Regions from separate parts of the Homo sapiens genome. Here all the other regions are linked to region 1. Evidence: read pairs that join two places in POLR2A ChIA-PET (ENCODE). Cell type or tissue: OCI-LY7. All regions are shown on one strand. Each heading gives the region's core, and the rest is flanking DNA. Links, peaks and the distances in the headings are about the cores only. Region 1 has its middle 20 kb from the start of ZNF217-AS1. Region 2 overlaps LOC105372666 (a long non-coding RNA gene). Region 3 overlaps TSHZ2 (teashirt zinc finger homeobox 2).

Region 1 (7,159 bases), core at 2,080-6,079:
GCTGGGACTACAGGCATGTACCAGCATGCCCTGCTAATTTTTTCTATTTTTTTGTAGAGTCAGGGTTTTCGCTATGTTGCCCAGCCTGGTCTCAAACTTGTAGGTTCAAGAGATCCTCCTGCCTCAGCCTCCCAAAGTGTGGGATTACAGGTGTGAGCCACTGAGCACCCAGCTCATATTTCTTATCTTCCTTTCTTGCAACTTGTCTGATGGGCTGGTGCCAGATGACCGCAGCTGCTGAAGCCCGTGGATCCAGGTTGTTTAAAGAGGGATAAGAGGTCTTTCTCATTCTTTGTCTCAGTTTAGCAGTACTGTGATTTGTAATAGGCTGCAGACTTTAAAAGTTTAACTGAAAAGTCCCCTCTGTAGCCTCAGAGTGACAATGCTGCCAAAGAGTTGGCTGCAATCAAATCAGGCAGAAAATGCAATCAAACACACCTAACCCTGCAGAGAAGGACGGAAGAAGGGTGAATGCTCATTATAAGTAACATTGCCAGGACGAAAGTTTCTAACCTAACAAGAGCCTTCTGAGTCCCAGATTCTACATCTCCAGACACACATTCTCCACGGCTTGACACCAGGGGTTGGCAAACTTATTTGGTAAAGGGACTGATAGTTGATATATTTGGCTTTGTGGGCCTGCTGGTCTCTGTTGCAGCTACTCAACTTTGCTACTTGTGTGCAAAATCAGCCATTGCACCTAAATACATAACTTTATTCACAAAAACATGGGGGTGGGGGCATCGGATTTGACTGGAAGGTTATAATTTTCAGATCCCTGGTCTATACTAACTGGACACTAACTCATGTTTACCTGTGTGTCTAAAGCATTTTCATCTGACCAGTGCCTGATTATGAATTGATGACTCCTAGTTTGCTGGAGGGCGAAGTTGGACAGAAAATAAGATAATTTGGCCGGGTGCAGTGGCTCACGCCTGTAATCCCAGCACTTTGAGAGGCTGAGGCAAATAGATAACTTGAGGTCAGGAGTTCAAGACCAACCTGGCCAATATGGCAAAACCCTGTCTCTCCTAAAAATACAAAAATTAGCTGGGCGTAGTGGCTCACACCTGTAATCCCCGTCACTTGGGAGGCTGAGGCAGCAGAATCGCTTGAAGCCGGGAGGCAGAGGTTGCAGTGAGCCGAGATCGTGCCATTGCACTCCAGCCTGGGCGACATAGAGAGACTCTGTCTCAAAAAAAAAAAAAAAAAAAAAAGAAAATAATCCTTTTTGACTTCTTTCTCAGTGGTTCTTCTGAAAGTCCCAGGTAAGATTCTTATTGACTTAGCTTGGGTCAGGTGCTAATCACTGAACCTCTCATTGTACCCAGGGAGATGCTGCACTCTGATTGGTCAGGTCAGATTGCTCATCTTTGCAGCTGGATGGAGCAGTCAGCCACAGCCAAACTAGACTCACTGAGAATGAGTAGTGGTTTCCCAAAGGAAATCAGGATGCTGTTATCAAGAGAAGAGGAGAAAAAATGTGGAGCCACCCAAAACACCAGACTTGTACCTCTCATCTCATTCCCTTTCTTACAAAGGATCCTGTCAAGTTTCTTAATCTCTTCTCTCCAGTAGAAAAGAAATTATATACCCAAATTTATACTACACCGTTAGCACTAAATGTCACAGTCATTTCTTTCTTTCCCCAGGGGACTTGCATTTAAAAGAGAAAAATGTGATTTGGAAAGGGGCAGAGTTTCTTCTAAGAAACGCATTGTTGATAGTAGAATATCAGACAACAGAGAGGATGAGAAAATTGGAGGTTGGCGAATGTTGATGGGTGAAAGTAGGGACCCACTGGGGATCCTTCAGATCACACAATGGGGATATGGTGACCCCCCATATTTATTTATTTTTTTTAACAGGTCTTTTATTTCATGCTTGATTATGTAGTAAAAGGAGGAGATGATGGCGATGTCTTTCATGATCACTGAAGCCTAGGATTCTTCAGACGTAGAAGGGAAGATTGTTTCCGTGATTTGGGGCATGACCATATTTCCAAACCCAAAATTGGTGCACAAGATCAGACAAAAGAAATCTATATAGCAGTTGAGTCCAAGAAGCAGTGTGGGAAATTTAAATTGGACACCGAAATATTTGCATCTCTCAAGTGTTTTGGGGTTCATGGAGGTCTGCAATGTGGGCATTCTGTGAAATCTAGGGCAGCTGGCTACAAAAATTGTCCTCTTGAATTGACATGAATTGCATAAGGTATTCTTCTTGCCCTGGCTTGGCCACCTCATACTCATTCTTCAGTCTTAGCTCAACACCAGCTCTTCTAGGAACATTTTTTTCCCACTCTCTAGTCTGGGTTTGACATAAAACAATAATAATAGTTTGTTGTTACTGTATCTCATGATTCGGGGGCTGGCAGGGCTCAGCGGGGTGGTTCTTGCAGCCCTAGTTAGACGATGACCCAGGTTGGAGTCATTTCGAAGACTTCCCTTTCATGTTTCTGACACTTGATGTCCGGATTGTCTTTTATGGCCTGGCCTTGGAAGTCATGCAATGTCACTTCTGCTGTATTCTAGTTATGACAAATGAGCCATGCCGGGCGTGGTGGCTCACACATATAATCCCAGCACTTTGGGAGGCCAAGGTGGGTGGATTGCTTGAGGTCAGGAGTTTGAGACCAGCCTGGCCAACCATGGCAAAACCCCGTCTCTACTAAAAATACAAAAATTAGCTGGGCATGGTTGCACACACCTGTAATCCCATCTACTTGGGAGGCTAAGGAAGGAGAATTGCTTGAACCTGGGATGTGGAGGTTGTAGTGAGCCAAGATCACGCCACTCTACTCTAGCCTTGGTGACACAGTGAGACTCTGTCAGAAAGAAAGAAGGAAAGGAAAGGAAGGAAGGAAGGAGGGAAGGAGGGAGGAAGGGAAGGAAGGAAGGAGAAAGAGAGAGAGAGAAAGAGAAAAAGAAAGAAAGAAAAGAAAGAAAAGGAGAGAGAGAAAGAGAGAGGGAGGGAGGAAGGAAGGAAGAAGAAAAAAAAGAAATGAGCACTAAGTCTTGCACATTCAGGGGAGGTGGGTTAGTGAGGACTTACATTCTGCCTCTTGAGAGGAGCATCAAAAATTTGCAGAAAATTTGCAATTTTGCAATTTTATTTATTTATTTTTGAGATAGAGTCTCACTCTGTTGTCCTGCCTGGAGTGCAGTGGCGTGATCACAGCTCACTGCAGCCGTGACCTCCCAGGCTCAAGTGATCCTCGTGCTTCAGCCTGCCAAGTAGCTGAGACCACAGATGCGTGCCACCATACCTGGCTAATTTTTAAAAATTTTTTTGCAGAGACAGGGTCTTGCTATCTTGCCCAGGCTGGTCTCAAACTCCTGGGGTGAAGCAATTCTCCCTCCTTGGCCTCCCAAAGTGCTGGGATTACAGGTTTGAACCACTGCGTCTGGCTAAAAATTTGCAGATTTTTTTTTTTTTTTTGAGACAGAGACTCACTCTGTCACCCATGCTGGAGTGGAGTGGTGTGATCTTGGCTCACTGCAACTTCCGCCACCTGGGTTCACGTTGATTCTCCTGCCTCAGCCTCACGAGTAGCTGAGACTACAGGTGTGTGCCACCATGCCCAGCTAATTTGTTATATTTCTAGTAGAGACAGGGTTTCACTGTGTTAACCAGGATGGTCTCCATCTCCTGAACTCGTGATCTGCCTGCCTCGGCCTCCCAAAATGCTGGGATTACAGGCATGAGCCACCATACCCAGCCTGCAGACATATTTAAAAAGGGGAACTGCAGTTCCCCTTTTTGTATTACTTCCCCTAATCTTAGCCCTTAATCACACTGTATTATCATCAGCTTGTCTGTCTCCCTTTACCAGAGCCAGGGATTTCAGGGATAGAATTCAGGAGGTCTGTGACCTTGCATGGGAAAGTCTACAAACAGTTACTTTCTCTAAGTTCTAACTCTAACTTAGCATTTCCTTGATTGTGAAAGTTGGCAACACACCATGCAGTGGCACAAGTACCTGCCACTTTGCCACCATTTGAAGCCACGGATCTTTTCCCATAGCATTCCAGCAGCCGTGGATATCTGGAAATATTACTCACCTTGTCATGACTTTGGAATTATCGTGGTTATTAAACCCTGCTCTGAATTTTGTTATTAAATGCATTAATAAAGAAGCACATAGGGTATGATACCTCAGATTTGTTTTTATAAATACATTAATACCTTTGTATACATGTAATTGATTTTGCTCGTGATAATATCCATTTTATGCAGTTAAAGTTTTTTTTTTAATGTGTATTTTTGAGACAGGGATATCACTATGTTGCCCAGGCTAGTCTCAAACTGCTGGGCTCAAACAATCCTCCCACCTCAGCCTCCTGAGTAGCTGGGACTACAGGTGCATGCTGCCTGTAATCCCAGCTACTCAGGAGGCTAAGGCAGGAGAATAGCTGGAACCCTGGTGGCAGAGGTTGCAGTGAGGTGAGATCGTGCCACTGCACTCCAGCCTGGGCGACAGAGCGAGACTCCATCTCAAAAAAAAAAAAAAAAAGGGATATTTGGTTTCCACTCCCAGAGAGTCTAATGTAATTGCTCCAAAGGGTGCCCTGGGCATTAGGATTTTCAGCCACCACCCCCTCTCCCTCCCAGGAAATGCTATTTTACAGTCAAGGTTGAGAAACACTGGTTCTTGCAACCTGATGTGCCAATGAGTATATATAAAGCATGCTTCTTGCAATCTAATGTGCCAGTGAATCACCTGGGATGTTATTAAAATTGTTTCTGATTGTCTAGGTCTGGGTGGGCCCAAGATTTCCCATTTCTCACAAGCTTCCAGGTGTTGCTGGCGCTGCTGACCCAGGGACCACACTTTGAGAAGCAAGGATCTTGGCGGGGTTTCTCAATCTTGACACTATTGATGTTTTGGGCTGGATAGTTCTCTGTTGTGGGGGCTGTCCTGTGCATTGTAGGGTGTTCAGTGGCATCTGTGGCTTTTGCCTTCCAGATGCCAGTAGCACCCCCCAAATAGTGACAACCAAACGTGTCTTCAGACACCAGGAGGGCAAATTCATTCCGACTTGAGAAACTCTGGTCTGGGAGGTAGCTCTCTAAGGTTTCCTCTTTATGCCAAGACAGAATACTTAGCATTATTTGTAAAATAAGAAGAGGGATATCCAACTTTTTTTTTTTTTGAGATGGAGTCTCACTCCCTCGCCCAGGCTGGAGTGCAATGGCATGATGTCTGCCACTGCAATCTCCATCTCCCAGGTTCAAGCGATTCTCCCACCTCAGTCTCCTGAGTAGCTGGGGCTACAGGTGTGCGCCACCACGCCTGGCTAATTTTTATATTTTTAGTAGAGACAAGGTTTCACCATGTTGGCCAGGCTGGTCTGGAACTCCTGACCTCAAGTGATCCACCCCCCTCAGCCTCCCAAAGTGCTGGGATTACAGGTGTGAGCCCCCTGCCCAGCCTTCAACTTTTTTATTTCTATCATCTTGAAACATCAAGCAGGGTCATCCTACATTTAGAAATATCTTAGTGATGACAAAGAAGCTGGGAGCCAAGAGGCCTGAGCTCAGTCTCAGTTTCGTTGCAACTTGCTGTGTGACTTGGGGTGGGTCACACAACCTCTCTGGGTGTCAGTTTCCTTGCTGTGAAAATGAAAGGATTGGAGGAGAGCAGAGATGGCAAATTCCAGCCTCACCAGGGCTTATTCAGGTAACTGCAGGCCAGAGGGGGGCTCAGGGGTGTGTGTGTGTGTGTGTGTGTGTGTGTGTGTGTGTGTGTGTGTGTGTGTGCATACAGAATTGGGAGGGGTATGAGGAGACTTCAACCCATTTCATGGGAGTTATGGCTACTTAGCTGTCACTGATGACAGCCATATGGCAATGCAAATGCAATATTGCCCTCTGTATTAGTCCATTTTCATGCTGCTGATAGACATACCAGAGACTGGGCAATTTGCAGAAGAGGTTTAATGAACTCATAGCTCCATGTGACTGGGGAGGCCTCACAATCATGGCGGAAGGTAACAGGCACGTCTCACATGGTGGCAGACAAAAGAGGAGAATGAGAGCCAAGTGAAAGAGGAAACCCCTTATAAAATCATCAGACCTCTTGAGATTTACTCACTACCAAGAGAACAGTATGGGGAAACTGCCCCATGATTCAATTATCTCCCACTGGGTCCCTCCCACAACACAGGGGAATTATGGGAGGATACAATTTGATATGGGTGGGGACACAGCCAAACCATATCACCAAGTTTTCAGGTTTTTTTTTTTTTTTTTTTTTTTAGAGAGGTTAGAAATTTGGATTATTATGTAAATCTCTCTTTATAAATACATTACATTAAAATTTAAAAAATGCAGGTGGGACAAAAAAACTCTGTTGTAAAATTCCAATCCATGTGCTCTGGTGTGTGCAGCTCAGATCATAACAATCACAATAGACACACACACTTAGAGCATTTGCTGTGTGCCACGAAGACACCAATTCATTCCACCCTTACAATAATCCTATGAAGTCACTATTACTATTATCCTTGTCTTCAATATTGTAATTGTTTTTCTCACCTCCTCAGGGCCTATCCCTTTTTTTAAGATAAGGATACTCTACAGAGAGAGGTTAAGTATGTTACCCTAAATTGCACAGCTAGGAAGTGCCCAAGTGGGGATTTAAACTTAAGTCACCTGTCCTCGGAGGCAGTCCTGAAAGATTCTTGCCTACAGGGGCTGCTGCATCTGACTCTGCAGTTGTGCATGTCACGGCCACTGGGAAATGGTGCCCTCTGAAGTTGTGCAATGCTATAGTCCCATAACAACGTTTTTTTTTTTTTGTTTTTTGTTTTTTTTCAGAGTCTCTCTCTGTTGCCTAGGCTGGAGTGCAGTGGTATGATCTTAGCTCACTGCAACCTCTGCCTCCTGGGCTCAAGCTATTCTCCTGCCTCAGCCTCCTGAGTAACCGAAATTACAGCTGTGTGCCACCACGCCTGGCTAATTTTTGTATTTTTAGTAGAGATGGGATTTCACCATGTTGGCCAGGCCAGGCCAGTCTTGAACTCCCTACCTCAAGTGATCTGCCCGCCTCGGCTTCCCAAAGTGCTGAGATTACAGTCATGAGCCACCACGCCCAGCCAACAATGGTTCTTTGTTGCATGGAAACTCTAGAGGGGCTATGTAGACAAGGACAAGG
Region 2 (7,159 bases), core at 1,143-5,142, 1.2 Mb after region 1:
ATTGCAGTCTCCCCAGCAGCACAGCGACCACCTGGAACTGCTAACTAAGTGAACTGGAGCAAGTCATCCCCTCACTCAGACTCTGACCCATAATACAAGAGGGAAAACAACTATATCAGAGGATTACTTCGAGGAACAAACAAGATAATGCAAGTATACTTATTCTATGAACTATAAATCTCTAAGCCAGGGGTCAGCAAATGTCTTCTGCAAAGGGCCAGATAGTAAATATTTTAGGTCTTATGAGTCGTAGGGTCTCTTTTACAACTAAATTCAGCCACTGTCACCACTGCAGCATGGAAGAAGCCATAGACAATACTTCATGAACGGACATGGCTGTGTGCCAATAAAACTTTATCAAGTGGTGGGCCAGATTTCGCCACGGGCTATATGTAGCATACAGATCCCTGCTCTAAATCATTACTTACTGTTATTATTGGTAATGATAAAAATATACATGAAGATCTTAAATGCCCAGGAATACAAAACGTACTCTGTATCAGTTGTGTGTGTGTGTGTGTGTGTGTGTGTGTGTGTGTGTGTGTGTGTATTTATAGTGTGTGTGTGTATATATATAGTTTGTTTTCTCCTGGTCGAACATAAACTCCAGGGGGAGCAGGTATCTTATTTCCTGTGTGCCTTGCATACTGTTCCAACTTTAGCACCAAAAACAGCACATAACACATAGCTGCCCTTCAGGAAATATTTCTGAAGGAATGAATGAATCCTGTATTTTATCAATGATTTTAATAGATCTTCTGGTGTATTTTTGACTACATGTAATGGTTGCCTTGCATGCTGATTTTGCAGCAGTAGCTCTCAACCAAGAGACATTCAGTCATGTCTGGAGACATGCTTGTCACAACTGGGAAGGGGTGGTGATAATGGCATCTAGTGGGTAAAGACCAGGAGTTCTCTAAACACCCTACAATGCACAGGAAAGCCCACCAAAACCAAGAATTCTCCAGCCCCAAATATCAACCATGCTGAGGTTGAGAGACCCTGCTTTGGAGCCTAATGTCCCATGAAATCCTACTCCACTGTGTGTACCAACATTTAAATGCACATACTCCATATCCATTAGAATCTGAAATTAATAAGGCATCTTCCCCCTCACATAAATAGAAGCCGTCATTAGGAAGTCCAGCATGCTAAACAGCTCATAGAATGTTCCATAATGTCTCTTGCTTAGACAGCTGAGGACCTGTCACCTCACAATCACAAGGTGGCTGCGCCCCCTTCAGTATCACATCCCCGTTCTGGGCAAGAAAAAGCTGAGGGTGAAGTGCATAAAGAATATGTCCCAGATGAGTGTGACTGCCACTGCCTCCTACCCCACCTGGAGCCTTCCTGGAAGCTATAGCCAATTACTTCACTTTTATTGGTCAAAACTATGTCTCTAACATCAAAGAAGGCTGGGAAGTATAATTTTTAAAACTAGGCATGTTGACACAGCCAACAAATTGTTGTTGTGTCAGTAAGGAGGAAAGAACACTGGACATTGTATGAGTATCTGGCATTGCTACCACATCCTTCAGTTTAGAATTATCACATCTAAGAATTTTTCACAGCACACAAAGACATGAATAGTATGAGAATGTTCATCCCAAAATGATTAATATAGAAAACTGGAAACCATCTAAATACATGTAGCTGGTGCTGATGGTGTCCCACCAAGATCTCTTTAATGAATTGGCATTCCTCCCCTTAAATAGCAGTGAGGGTTGGCTGCTAAGAGCTCAAGCCACAGCATCATCTCAAGAGGACAAGAGGATTGCCAGGATTCTTCCTCTGTCCTCTCCTGCTTCATCCACTCCCTTGATAAATCACGTTTATAAAAATGCCCATCTCAGGCAATGGTTCCAGGAAACCAGTACTTAAGACAACATACATCAATAGAAGACTGACCATTTAGATTAAAATATAAGCACAAAATAATGAATGCCAGTTAGAATTAAGCAAAGCTATTTACAACAATATTGACAAGATGTCTGAGATATTTCACTGAATGCAAGATAAAAAAGCAAGTTAAAGAACATTATGTATAATATCGCTTGATTTGTATTTAAAAAACACTATACTTCAACCTGCTTAAGTATGTGTATTTCAAAAATTTCTATAAAAATGCAAAAGAAAGTGTTAGCATTTGTTTCTTCTGGTTACTTTTCCATCTTCTATTATTCTGTATTGTTTGAATTAAGAAAAAGATATTTTTATTTTGTGACTTAAAGTTTTACTTAAATCATCTCCATTATTCAATAAGGTGAGATGTTCAGATTTTTGGTTAACATAGTATTTGCTTCCAAAAGATTTCAATGTTTAAAAAATTAAATAGAAAGCTTAGGTTCCGGCCGGGCGTGTAGGTTCACACCTGGAATCCCAGCACTTTGAGAGGCCAAGGCGGGCGGATCACGAGGTTAGCAGTTCGAGATCAGCCTGGCCAATATGGTGAAACCCCATCTCTACTAAAAATACAAAAAATTAGCCGGGCGTGGTGGCATGCGCCTGTAGTCCCAGCTACCAGGAGATTGAGGCAGAACTGCTTGAACCCGGGAGGCGGAGGGTGCAGTGAGCTGAGATCACACCACTCACTCGGGCCTGGGTGACACAGCAAGACTCCATCTCAAAAAAAGAAAAAAAAGAAAGAAAGAAAGCGTAGGTTCCAGTCCAGTTCTGCCATTTACTGAGTCAGCTTAGGCAGGTTATTCCACCTCTCAGATGCTAACTTACAAAATAAGGGTTAAAACAAATATATTAACCTACAGTGTTATATGAGGAATAAATCAAGTAATGCATACGTAGGCATTCTGTGACCTATAAATCCTCAAATGATACTTACCATTGTTATCAATAATGATACAGAAAATATATCAAGACTTTAAATGTCCACAGATACAAATTAAATAGTATTACATAGTAGGCCGCAGACATGGTTCTGTGATGCAAATAAGAAAAACTGACTGCACTCGGAATCATTTAGGAAGGCTAGAGAACAAGGCACGGACAGAGAGCTGCACAAAAGATGGCTTTCCATCCCTAACCACAGGAAAAGCACATTACAGCCTAGTCTGGTGGGGATGTGCTGTGTCCCCCATGGAGAGCACTGGAAGCTGCAGCTTGTCCGGCCAGCACCCCCAACCCTGCAGCCTGCAGGCCCTGGAGAGAGGCTGCTCCTGTAAACGATCCCTGCTGCAGTTGGCACTGCTGCCCCCAAAGACCTCAGTGCAGCTGCAGCATCGCGAAAACACAACCTCTCCCACTACTTCTTAACCAGCACTGGCTACTCGGTCTTGAATTAAAGAATGGGACTCTAGGTGGGCGCGGTGGCTCACGCCTGTAATCCCAGCACTTTAGGAGGCCGAGGCGGGCAGATCACGAGGTCAGTAGAAACCCTGTCTCTACTAAAAATACAAAAAATTAGCCGGGTGTGGTGCCGGGGGCCTGTAGTCCCAGCTACTAGGGGAGGCTGAGGCAGGAGAATGGCGTGAACCTGGGAGGCGGAGCTTGCAGTGAGCCGAGATCGCGCCACTGCACTCCAGCCTAGGCGACAGAGTTAAAAAAAAAAAAAAAAAAAAAAAAAGAATCTGACTCTATATTAAGAGGCAGGAAAATTTCTTCCAACTATTAGAAGGGGATTTAGACACCAGAAACAGCAACAACGAAAGATAAATATTACCTGTTTTATGCAGGCATAGAAGTCCTTGTACGTAGACAAAATCCAAGTCACTTTACTTATACATTCACAAATATATTTTTATAAATTGGATTCTCAGAGAAGCTGACTTGAGACAGAAATGAACATGCAGGACTTGACTAGAAAGTGCTCTCAGCATCTGCACCTATGAAGGGAGGGAAAGAGAGGATTGGAGAGAGGCAGAGCTTGGGTTGCAAGGCAGCCTCAATGAAGGATTTGTGACACTGTTATAACCAGAGGGCTGCCACATCCTGGCCATCACAGCCACAGGAAAAATCGGGAAGTTGGAGATATAAACAAAGAAGGGACAAAGGGCTTTTCCTCAACTGGCTCTTTCCTTTCCCAGGTCGTAGATTTTTTTCCCAGAAGTCCCTGGAACAGTGGGACTCACATCTCACTGGCCAGAACTGGTCACATGGCTGTCCCTAGCTGAAAGGGAGACTGGGAAAGTGAGTTTCTGGGAAAGAAGAGAGAAGCGGCCATATTTGGATTACATGAACTGGCAAAATGACAGACAAAACATGTAAGTGCCCATCCTCACTTTGCTTACAACCCTGTGAACCTCTCAGTTCACTTGCTGGGTACCAGCCATAGGGCTAAGACTTTTTACACTAAGCACCCGTCTGAGTCTTACAATGACCCCATTGTGTGGCTTTTATTATCAGGCCCATTTGACAGATGAGGAAACTGAAGTTCAGAGAAGTTATTGGTCCACAGGTCCAAAGTCACAGAATTAGTAAGCAGCAGAGATTCAATTGAAACCCAAGTCTGCATAACCCCAGGGTCTGTATTCATAGCTACTTCCCAGTAATGCTTCCCAGCAGGTAGCTATCTAATTATGGTGGCTGTGAGGAAGGAATGAGATCATCTTTGTAAGGAACTTAATATAGTACCTGGTACTGAATATACAGGAACAACGAGGAGAAAGTACCTGACAGACTTTAATGAGATTTCAGCCAGTAAACTCTCAGCTACCCAAATGTGGCTATTTGCTGAAAACTTCTAGTACTAGAAAAACTTCTGTACTAGAAATGTGGGAAAGGGACATTCAAGGGATCTGAGAGATGAGGAAGATTTCCTGGAAGTCTGGCACCTGAGTTGGACCTTGCATGGCAAAGAAAAGCAGACAGAAAGCCTTGCTTCTTCTCTGAACCTGCTGTGGATACAAAGAAAACTAAAGTGAAATTAAAATGTTTGACCAAAATTATCCAGTGCCTCACCACTCCATGAGTGCTCCACAAGTCAGTACCATGAGCACCCTCCCAGAGCTTATTAGGAATGCAGAATCTCAGGTCCTGTTCCAGACTTACTAAATCAGAGTTTCTTTTCAACAAGGTCCCCAGGTGATCTGGATGCATTTAAAAGCTTAAGGAGCACTGTTCCAGAGGGCTCACTGAGAGCACAGGCTGAGGATAAGCAGAACACCAACTTTGAGACTAACCCAGTCTGTAATGGAACTGGACATCATAAGCCAGTCACTGTGCTTTAGATAGATTCTCTTATTTAGTCACCGTGGGCTGTCAGCAACTTTATGGCTTACCACTACTATTATTGGCAGATGAAAAACCTCATCTGATTTAGTAACTTGACCAATTTCACATAACTAATAACTTGGCAGAAACACAACTTGATTCTAGAAGTATCATTCTTTTCCACTACAAAACATCCCCTAATTATGGCGGCTGTAAGGAAAGAATGAGATCATCTGTGTAAAGAACTTAATACAGTGCCTGGTACTTAACATACGTGAACAATGAGGAGAAATCATCTGACTTTAATGAGATTTGAGCCAGTAAACTCTCAATTACCTAAATGTGGCTATCTCTTGAAAACTTCTAATGCCAGCTTCTACCAACAAGCAGAACACATTTCAACAACTTTCTTCTTCCATCAGCCCATGTTTTACCAAATGAAAATAATTCTTATTACTAGCCTAAACAAAATATAATTAGAAAGGTGAATCTGTAGCCCTGAGTCAAAAATGGGCCAAAGAAGTTTTACATAAACGATTTTGGGTTTTCCACTGTTTCGAATTATCCATGTCACTGCTTCCCTTATTGGCACTCATAACCGAGTGTTAACTATATTACATGCAATTAAATTCAAAATATTTGTGCAGCAATTATATGGATTCATCAAACCTAATGGTGCAGTCACGATGTCGTGTGTACTCATCAGCAGTACTCAAAAAAATTGGCATATAGAAATATATTCCCACTAGCTGATAAATATAAAACAAATATTGTGTCTAGTGCCATCATATTAGCTGGTATCTATCAATAGTAAACAAATTAGGAGATTCTAACAATATTGATCCTACCATCAGTACTTTTTTGCATTCTTCATTAGAGAGCTGATATATCCAGAAGGCATTTGTTCAGCAATCAATCACTAAGCCATACTTGTGTTTACTCTATTTTTTATTCACTTATTTATTTTCTGTCTTCTTTTGAGATCCTCTCAGCTTCTCATTTTCGGTTACCCAGTATATGAACCCCTTGTAGCAGACACTGGTGATGCCCACCCCTGATTCTCGTGGCCCACCTCCACATTTTCCAGGAATCAACGTGGACATTCTCCACCCACACTGACGCTTCCCACCTCCAGCTTTCATGACTCTTTCTCTAACCAGGGGCTCCTCTGGTGCCGAGCTTGCTCGGCCGGGGATGTAAGGCCTCTATGAACAAACCTCAACCAATGAAGAATGAGAGTTGGAGGATACATATTCTAGCTTTCCCACTAAAAAGCCAGTGGGTCAGTTCTGAAGTGAGTCCTACATGATGCTTCAGAGGCTCCTCAGTGGAATGGAGCCCCGGATGCCCACAACGGAAAGCCACTCACTAATGCATCTTTCATTGACTTTCCTTCCTTTTGTGTCTCATTTTGCCCACTCCTCCATTCAGTGCTTTCTGGGATCATCTTCCAACACGCTCCCTATACCCAAAGCCTTGACACATGATCTGCTTTTGGGAGAAACCCAACCAACCAACCAACACAGCCCCCTGTTAAGGACCTGACCCCTTTAAGTAATGCAGTGGGGTCAGAGAAAAACTGTCACTGTAGAGGTTTTATTCTCACTTTCCTGGACTCCCTTGTGGTTAGAACACATAACATATGATATAGGAGTTAAGAAAGAATTACTTAAGCAGTTAGTAAGGGTATGAGAGTCCTCCATAAGGCTTTTCTTTTTTCAATGAAAAGCAGCCCTAAATCATTTTCTTTTTTTCTTTTTTCTTTTTTTTTTTGAGATGGAATTTTGCTCGTCACCCAGGCTGGAGTGCAATGGCACGATCTTGGCTCACTGAAGCCTCTGCCTCCTGGGTTCAAGCGATTCTCCTACCTCAGCCTGCTGAGTAGCTGGGATTACAGGCGTCCACCACCACCCGGCTAATTTTTTTGTATTTTTAGTAGAGACGGGGTTTCACCATGTCGGTCAGGCTGGTCTCAAACTCCCGACCTCAGATG
Region 3 (7,159 bases), core at 1,315-5,314, 380 kb after region 1:
TGGAGAGCTTGCACACTCTCAGCTGCAGCCCCTTGTTCCCAGGAGAAAATGAGACTCTTGGGGTCAGGTTTCTAACTTCTGAAAAGAAACAGGCATTTAGAGACATATGTAAAACCTCCTTATATTTAATTAGCCAATACCTAATTAAAGTTTTAAAAAATATTAGAGAAACATCCAGGGGTGGTATTGTCTTGTAGGCTACAAGTTTGTGACCCAGACAGCCAGTGATGGAATGTTTTCTCATTAACTTAAAACAGGATCATGTCTTAATTGTCTTTTGAGGCCAATGTAGAGTCTATCACAACATTGAGATCTACCAGGTAACCCATCTCCTGAAATGAAATGTGCAAAATTCCCTAGTAAGCGGGGTTTTAAAACCTTTTGTAATTTTTCCTGGGCCCAGGTCCTAAAAAGTGAAGTCATTTTCAGAGTGGGTCTTCCCAAAGTGGGAAGATATTGTGCATTGAGTTTTCCCTCAATCTTCAGTGATCTGTCCCGGGTATCTTCTGCTTGCCCTGTACATTAATTCTGCACCCTCCTTCCCAGACCTGTGCCCTGGGAGACTGTCCCTGATATATCCCCTCAATGAGATCCTCTGTCCTCTGGCTACCCCTGGAGTTTGCCCAAAGGGGATGGGCAGGTGGGAGGAGGAAAGGCGGGAATATATATCCCACGGGTTCCTTTTGACCAGGTTACCATGAGTCCTATGTTCGTCTACCAAAGGTTCCTTTCTGACACCAGTCTCAGGTCACTGAACTATCCCTTCTTGGTTTCTTAAACACCACTCCTACCTTTTCATTGTCTTTTTATTAAACTCTTCCCCTATTACCTACTGGGGTAGGTCAGGTGTTCCCTGCCTGGTCAAACAATTGATACAATAATACTTCATAGGGAGGGTCCAGTTCCGGATCAGAATCACAGGTGAGCTACCCACGCAGTCCTCATGGAAGCACTCAGGAAATATTTGCCAGAAAAAGAGATTAACCTTTATGTAGTTCCTGACAAAACTAAAAAAAAAAAAAAAAAAAAAAATGCATATTCAAACACCTGTCTTAGAAGAAACAAAAGTCTCACACATATTAACTATTTTTTTTTCAACTTACATCGAGGTGACAGGCATCTTTTATACAGAAGGTAATATTTAGATGTCATAATTTCTAGTGGGGCAGAAGAACTAATTAAATGCATGTCAATAATGATAATGATGATGGCATAAGCAAAGGATAGTTTTTGGTTGCTGATTATTCGGGAGATACTATGCTATGTGCTTTATATAGATTGTCTCAGTGACAGCTCACAAAATTTGGAGGGAGCTACACTTCTATACTCACTTTATAGATAAGAACCTTGAGGTTTTAGAGATGTTCACTGACTCAGAATCATACGGGAAGTGTGTGACTCAAGCCCAGCTCTCATAGTTACCTCTAGATTTCAGTGCATTCAGATTTCAAAGACAGGAGTGGTCAATGAGGGCTGGAGTAGTCCAGAAAGAAAAGTATTGATGAACTTCATCATATATTTCAGAAATTGATTTTTGAATCAAAAATCTCTGGGCCACACTGTTTGGATCCTTCAACTGGGCAAGAGAGGGCACCCGCAGTGGTTGTGCATGGAAGGTCACAGTTCTTGCTATGCCAGGAAGTTGACGAGAAGCTGGGAGACCTAATTTTATTATTTGTTATTTTTATTTTACTGCTGAAACAAATTTTGTTCATGGGAAAAGACACTTATTTCTAATGAATCATACATAGGAGCAATGTTAAAAAAACATTTACTTCTTAAAAAAATTTTTTTTGGTCACTTAGGTCATTCCCCTTTCCTAACAAAACTAAAGTTTTGGGGGAGTTGCTACTTACTCCCCATTAGATGTAGCCTGATAAAGCTCTTTTTCAAGTCCCCTGTTCTAGTCCCCTAGCCAGTATGACTGATTGCTGGTAAATTGGCCTTGTTTGTATGCACACATTTTGCCATGTGACTGCGAAGCTCTGTCTGTTAAAAGATAGCATTTATTTTTCCATTGCTTAAGTTGGGCTGGCCTTTTGACTTACTTTGTCCAATGGAATGCAATAGAAGTAAGCACAGTACAGTTCTGAGACTAGATCACAAGGACTTACAGGCTTTTGCTCTTACAACTCTGCTACCACCATGGGAACAAGCCTAGGTTAGCCTGCTGGAGGATGAGAGACCTTATGAGAGGAGCTGAACCATCTTATCTAAGGCCACGCAAGACCAGCCAGTCATCAGCTGAGTCTAGCCAAAATTATTGACCTGCAGGACCACGGACTAAATAAGTGGTCCCTGTTTTAAGCTGCTGAGTTTTGGAATGGTTTTTTAATGCAGCAAAAGCTAATGGCTCCAGTTGGGCAAACTGGACACTCTTTTCATGAAATTTGCATCTTGACCATAGAAGACAAGAAAATGAGGAAATTTGAAGAGCAATTCATTTAGTCCAGTGGTGGGACCTCAACAAACTGGTCTGCAGTTTCTACTTTCTAGACTCAGGGTCTGTTCTGACATTGAACCATTTCTAAGATTAGTCCTCCACCTTTCACATCCATTCTGTGAGTTACTGGTAACCCTGCAAGGAATTTCCTTTTTGTTTAAGTTACCAAGTCAGTTGATCCTGCTTGCAGTCCAAGAACTGTAACATCCCAATATACAATTTGATGTGGTCATCTACAGCCTTGACCAAGCAGGAGAGGGACAGGGTGGCACATGCAACTTTTGAAGTAATACCTGGTGACAGGGACCTCTTGCCTAGCACTCTCTAGGCCACTGCCTGCTTTGGCCACACTGCAGGAACAGTCCTGCTCTTTGAGCTCTGATAGAATCCCAGGCTGGGGACATTTATGCTTGCCTCGCTACAGAGCTATAGGATGTGTCAGGGGCTATGGTCACAGCAGATATTCTTTTCTCTCTTATCAACTTCCTAATAGGTCAGCTGATTTTGGTTCCATGCGGCTGCATAGGATGTCCTGATTGTGTTATGGGTGATTTCATTTTTGAAAAGGCATTCTGAGGCATGATGGATTCTGGACCTGGGCACATGCTGCTCCCTTTCCCTGGAATATCCCTATCAACCTCTCTCCCACACCACCCTCTACTCATTCCTCTGTCAGCTTTGAACACTTTCTCTGAGTGTTCTTTCCTGCCTGCACAGGACTGGGGTAGGCAATTCTTCTCTGGGTCCTCAAAGCCCCTGGTAGCATCACACCATGTTATAAATGTAATTATGTTTACTTGAATATCTCTCCCTCTCTGCTGTAGTTCCCTGAGTTTCTGGGCTTATGCTTTTATCATTTCACCTGTCATTCCAATCAGACAAAAAATAAAACCATAGGTGTCAGACATAATTTCATATTTCAGCAGAGTGATATTGGTCAATCAACTCATTAAATCTTTCTAGGTGTTGGAGGGCCAGATCCAATCTAGATACCTGACCTGTCTTGGTTGTCCTACATAGGGTTAATAAATGACAACAGTTAAATCTTGTGAGACTGCATGGCTGAATTTCTAGCTTCTCTCAAAAGATCTGATTGGCCACCCCTGGTCTGTGTTTCTGTGTGGCAACAACCAGTAGAGCAACAGCCATTCAGCCATTCAGAATCAGGGTCAGGATTAGGGTCAGGGTTAGAATAAGGGTCAAGCTCAGGGTCAGGATAAAGGTCAGGGTTAGGCTGAGAGTCAGGGTTAGGGTCAAGATTAGGGTGAAGGTCAGGGTTAAAGTTAGGGTGAGGGTCAGGGTCAGAATTTGGGTTAGCCCCAGTGAGCCCTGTGTAGAAACTGTGTAAGCTCCTAAGTCACCTGAGTTCCCTGGCTCACCTCTGAGACTGCAGTGGATTGGATCTAAGCTCCTTAATGCTTTTTTACTTTCACAGTCAAGAAAGTGAAAAAAAAATGTTGCCAATCAAACTATTGTACAATGAAGAATGGAGGATGCATCCTAACTTCAGGGATGTTGTAATGTGAAAAATGTATATCTTAGGATTTTAGTACATGGTACCTGCGTGGCTCTGGCAGAAATCAGAGTTTGTCAACCTTGGACCAGATGATGCTTCCCATTTTACAGCAACCTTGCCCTCGAGTTCAGTTCTAAACAGAAGAGAATCTTTGTATTTACTTCCAACCGTCTTGTATTGCTTAGTATTTTATAAAGGCATTAATTATAATGAAATATATTCATACATATTATTTTGTATGTATCTTGATATATATCATGCTTCATCTCACATTATGCTAAAGAATAATCACCAATGGTATCCATATGTATCAATTATGACCAATATAAAATTTAAAAATAACTTGAAGGCTGTAGTTATTAGAAAGGCCATGAGGTGATAGTAACATTTACCCTAGTTCACAATCCCTTATCTTTGATTCCCAAAATCCTAAAAGCTCTGAATACCAAAAGTTTTTTTAAACTTATTTTCTGTGATTCATGTAGCAGAAAAATCTATTGAACTTTTTAAAGCTTAAAAAAATCTCATTTAGTAATCCTAATGCTTCATTGCAGAAATATTTATATTTTTACATACAAGATGCTATTCCTCACCTTCCTTCCTGAAGATATTATCTACTACATGGTATATGTACCATATTCTCTTTCTAAGATCTGGAAAACTCTGAACTGTAAAACACATCTGCCTCAAAGAATTTTGGTTGAGGAATTTGTAGATTTGTATAAATATAGACACTAGCCCTCCCAGCTAGGAAAGACTAGTCCAGAGTCAAAGTAAGTTTTCTCTAAGCTTTAGCTACACCCATTAGCCGAGGCTTGATATTATGCATTATTTCTTTACTTAGTCCATTCTTGATCCATCTCAGCGAATAGGCACCAGTATAATAGGACATTGTTCCTTAATAGGGATGGGCTTGTTATGTACCCAGCTCCCAATTCTATCTCTTATGACTCTAACCACAGAGGGAGAAAAATAGTGATAGAAAAAACATACTGCATGCACCTTCTGTTTTAACAGGAATGTGCTGTCAAGAGAGCGTGATATGATAAGGCCTTAAATACATTGATGCTCTAACAATGTGTTGAGAATGGGAAAGGTAACATTTAATAAGCATGTTAGGGTAATTAGTTAAGTCACTTGTCAATTAACTAGATTACCTAATAGCTAATTTGTCTCTCCAAGCAGCAGGCTTTGTGGAAAGGCAGTCAAGGAAAACTTATTTTGAAAGGATGGCCTTCCCACGTAAGTATACCTAAGCCAGCCCAATTTCAGTGTTTCTGTTGGCCTCAGAGCTCCACTGGTGAGGATCTTAGTTTTCTTATTTGCTTTTAAATGAAGTCCCTTCCTTTTCTTCTCTTTTTAAGATCTTCTCCTTCCTTCCTTTCTTCCCTCCTTCTTTTTCTTTTCCTCCTTTCCTTCCTTCCTCTCCTCCTTCCTTCCTTTTTCCTTTCTTCTTTCTCTTTCTTTCCTTCTTTTTTTTAAAAAACTTTTATTTTATTTTATTTTATTTTCCTGTAGTTGATTTTACCTTAGATTAGAAGCCACCAACACTCCCTGTGAAGGACCAGCTAGTAAATATTTTAGGCTTTGCAAGACAAGAGACTAAATTGAGGATATGTGCAGGTACTTATGTAACAAAAGAGAAAACAGATTTTTACAAAATTTTTCAACCATTTATGTGAAAATTCTTTCTAGTTTGCCAGCTATATAAAAACAGGTTTCAGGTGGGATTTGACTCACTGGCTGTAGTTTGCAGATCCCTGGTTTGCATCATCACTAAATTGTTAATTTCCTAAATCAGCATGGTTAGATTTGCAATCTGGAAGTTATCAAAATCATCTGGCCTCCCCACTGTGTTCATCATTCACCCTCCCAATAAGAGGCTAAAAGCATAGACTCCAGACCCCAACTATCCAGATTTGAATCCCAGCTTTGCCAAGAAGTGTGCAACCTTGGATAAGTTACTTAACCTCTCTGTGCTTCAATGACACCATCCCCAAAACAGAAATAGCGATCTCATAGGATTGCTATGAAGATTACAGTGAGGTGTATAAGTAAAACATTTACCGCAGTGTCCGGCACATAGGCAGAACTATGAAAGTGTTAACTTCTTTTTATTACTTTAATGGCACAGGGAGTAGAATAAGGAACACTTCCCCTTTGCAATGAAATGATAAGCAGACTCTATTCCCTGATCCCTGGAGATCCATTTGGTGACGGACTTCATGCCAAGAGGAGAGAAGCTGCAAGGAGATATTCTTGGGCATTTTCCGAGCGTGCTTATGCAAACAGGATGCTGTAAATGTCTCTTTGGAGAAGGAGCCTGCCAGCAGGTCTCAGTTTTGCCTCGTGATTTATTGGGACCCTCTGCTTTTGTTCAAATAGGTTTTCCTGCCTCAGCTCTTCAATGATTGGACTGCAAGTCATGCCCTGTATAGTACCAAGTCTGTCTCCATGCCCTACATAATATGTGATGAGAAGAAGTGCTATTAAAGAGGTTTCCTGTTACGGTCTCCTCATTGGCACCATGAGCTGAGCGGAAATCTCTGAAGGACTTATTTAGCATGCACACACTAGAACTGAACTAAAGCAGATCCTTGCATTGGCAGCTCAAGAACTTTAAATGCCCCTGGCAGAAACTCCTCCTCTCTTTCCTCCCCCTCTTTCTCTCACTCCCTTTTGATGTTCTCTCTTTCTTTTAGCCTATCGTTGACAGTAAGTGCAATCACATTACACACAGCTTTCTTTGGAAAGCCCCCTTTTTAATGATCTGGCAGACACTGAGCCCTTCCAGAAAAAAAATTTCAATCCCTCTTCCCACAGCTTCCGCAAGCCCCAGTGACAAATGACACCTGTCATTCTGTCACAGACAAGCAGCACAGACAGGGATGTCAGTGATGTATGGCTCACCAGCAGAGGAAATCAACTTTAAAAAAAAAAAAAAAACCCTAAAAGAGCTGACCAGTACATTGTCAGGATCCTGCTCCCAAGGCCTCGCCTAACAGACAGACTGGAAGAGAGACAGAAAAAGTTTCAGCTTGAGGGGGAAGAATGTATAAGATCAAAACACAGAAATATTTATCTACGGAGAAACTGGCATCAAGTAAGCCACAGATTGCTTTGCATTGTTTATTTCTTTGCAGTGCTCTGGATATTAGCCAAATTCTCACCTCCTCCTGTGATTTATGGAGGAAAAGGTT

What was found. ChIA-PET counts read pairs that join two places held together with the same protein. Peaks named below come from ENCODE experiments on the same cell type or tissue, not always from the same donor. Only the 100,000 strongest peaks of a DNase experiment are listed, where the experiment ranks them.
Region 2: POLR2A ChIA-PET joins it to region 1 with 8 read pairs; 1 of 35 experiments calls an interaction of 5 or more read pairs at or near these places.
Region 3: POLR2A ChIA-PET joins it to region 1 with 5 read pairs; 3 of 35 experiments call an interaction of 5 or more read pairs at or near these places.

The regions. Positions count from the first base shown.
Region 1 is chr20:53,529,465-53,536,623 of GRCh38, reverse strand. No RefSeq gene overlaps it. Among named protein-coding and RNA genes, the nearest start is that of ZNF217-AS1, 20 kb to the left of the region's middle. RefSeq lists a silencer at 1,078-1,378. In OCI-LY7, for the core only: no CTCF peak of the experiment used is centred there; DNase peaks (open chromatin) are centred at 3,513 and 3,753; H3K27ac peaks cover 908 bases.
Region 2 is chr20:52,337,170-52,344,328 of GRCh38, reverse strand. It overlaps LOC105372666 (a long non-coding RNA gene), which reads right to left. Exons shown (of 17, transcript XR_007067652.1): 4 at 3,677-3,839. Among named protein-coding and RNA genes, the nearest start is that of ZFP64, 150 kb to the right of the region's middle. In OCI-LY7, for the core only: a CTCF peak has its summit at 1,256; no DNase peak of the experiment used is centred there; H3K4me3 peaks cover 361 bases.
Region 3 is chr20:53,148,926-53,156,084 of GRCh38, reverse strand. The region is part of intron 1 of TSHZ2 (teashirt zinc finger homeobox 2); the gene reads right to left. Among named protein-coding and RNA genes, the nearest start is that of TSHZ2, 180 kb to the right of the region's middle. RefSeq lists a silencer at 6,669-6,869. In OCI-LY7, for the core only: no CTCF peak of the experiment used is centred there; no DNase peak of the experiment used is centred there.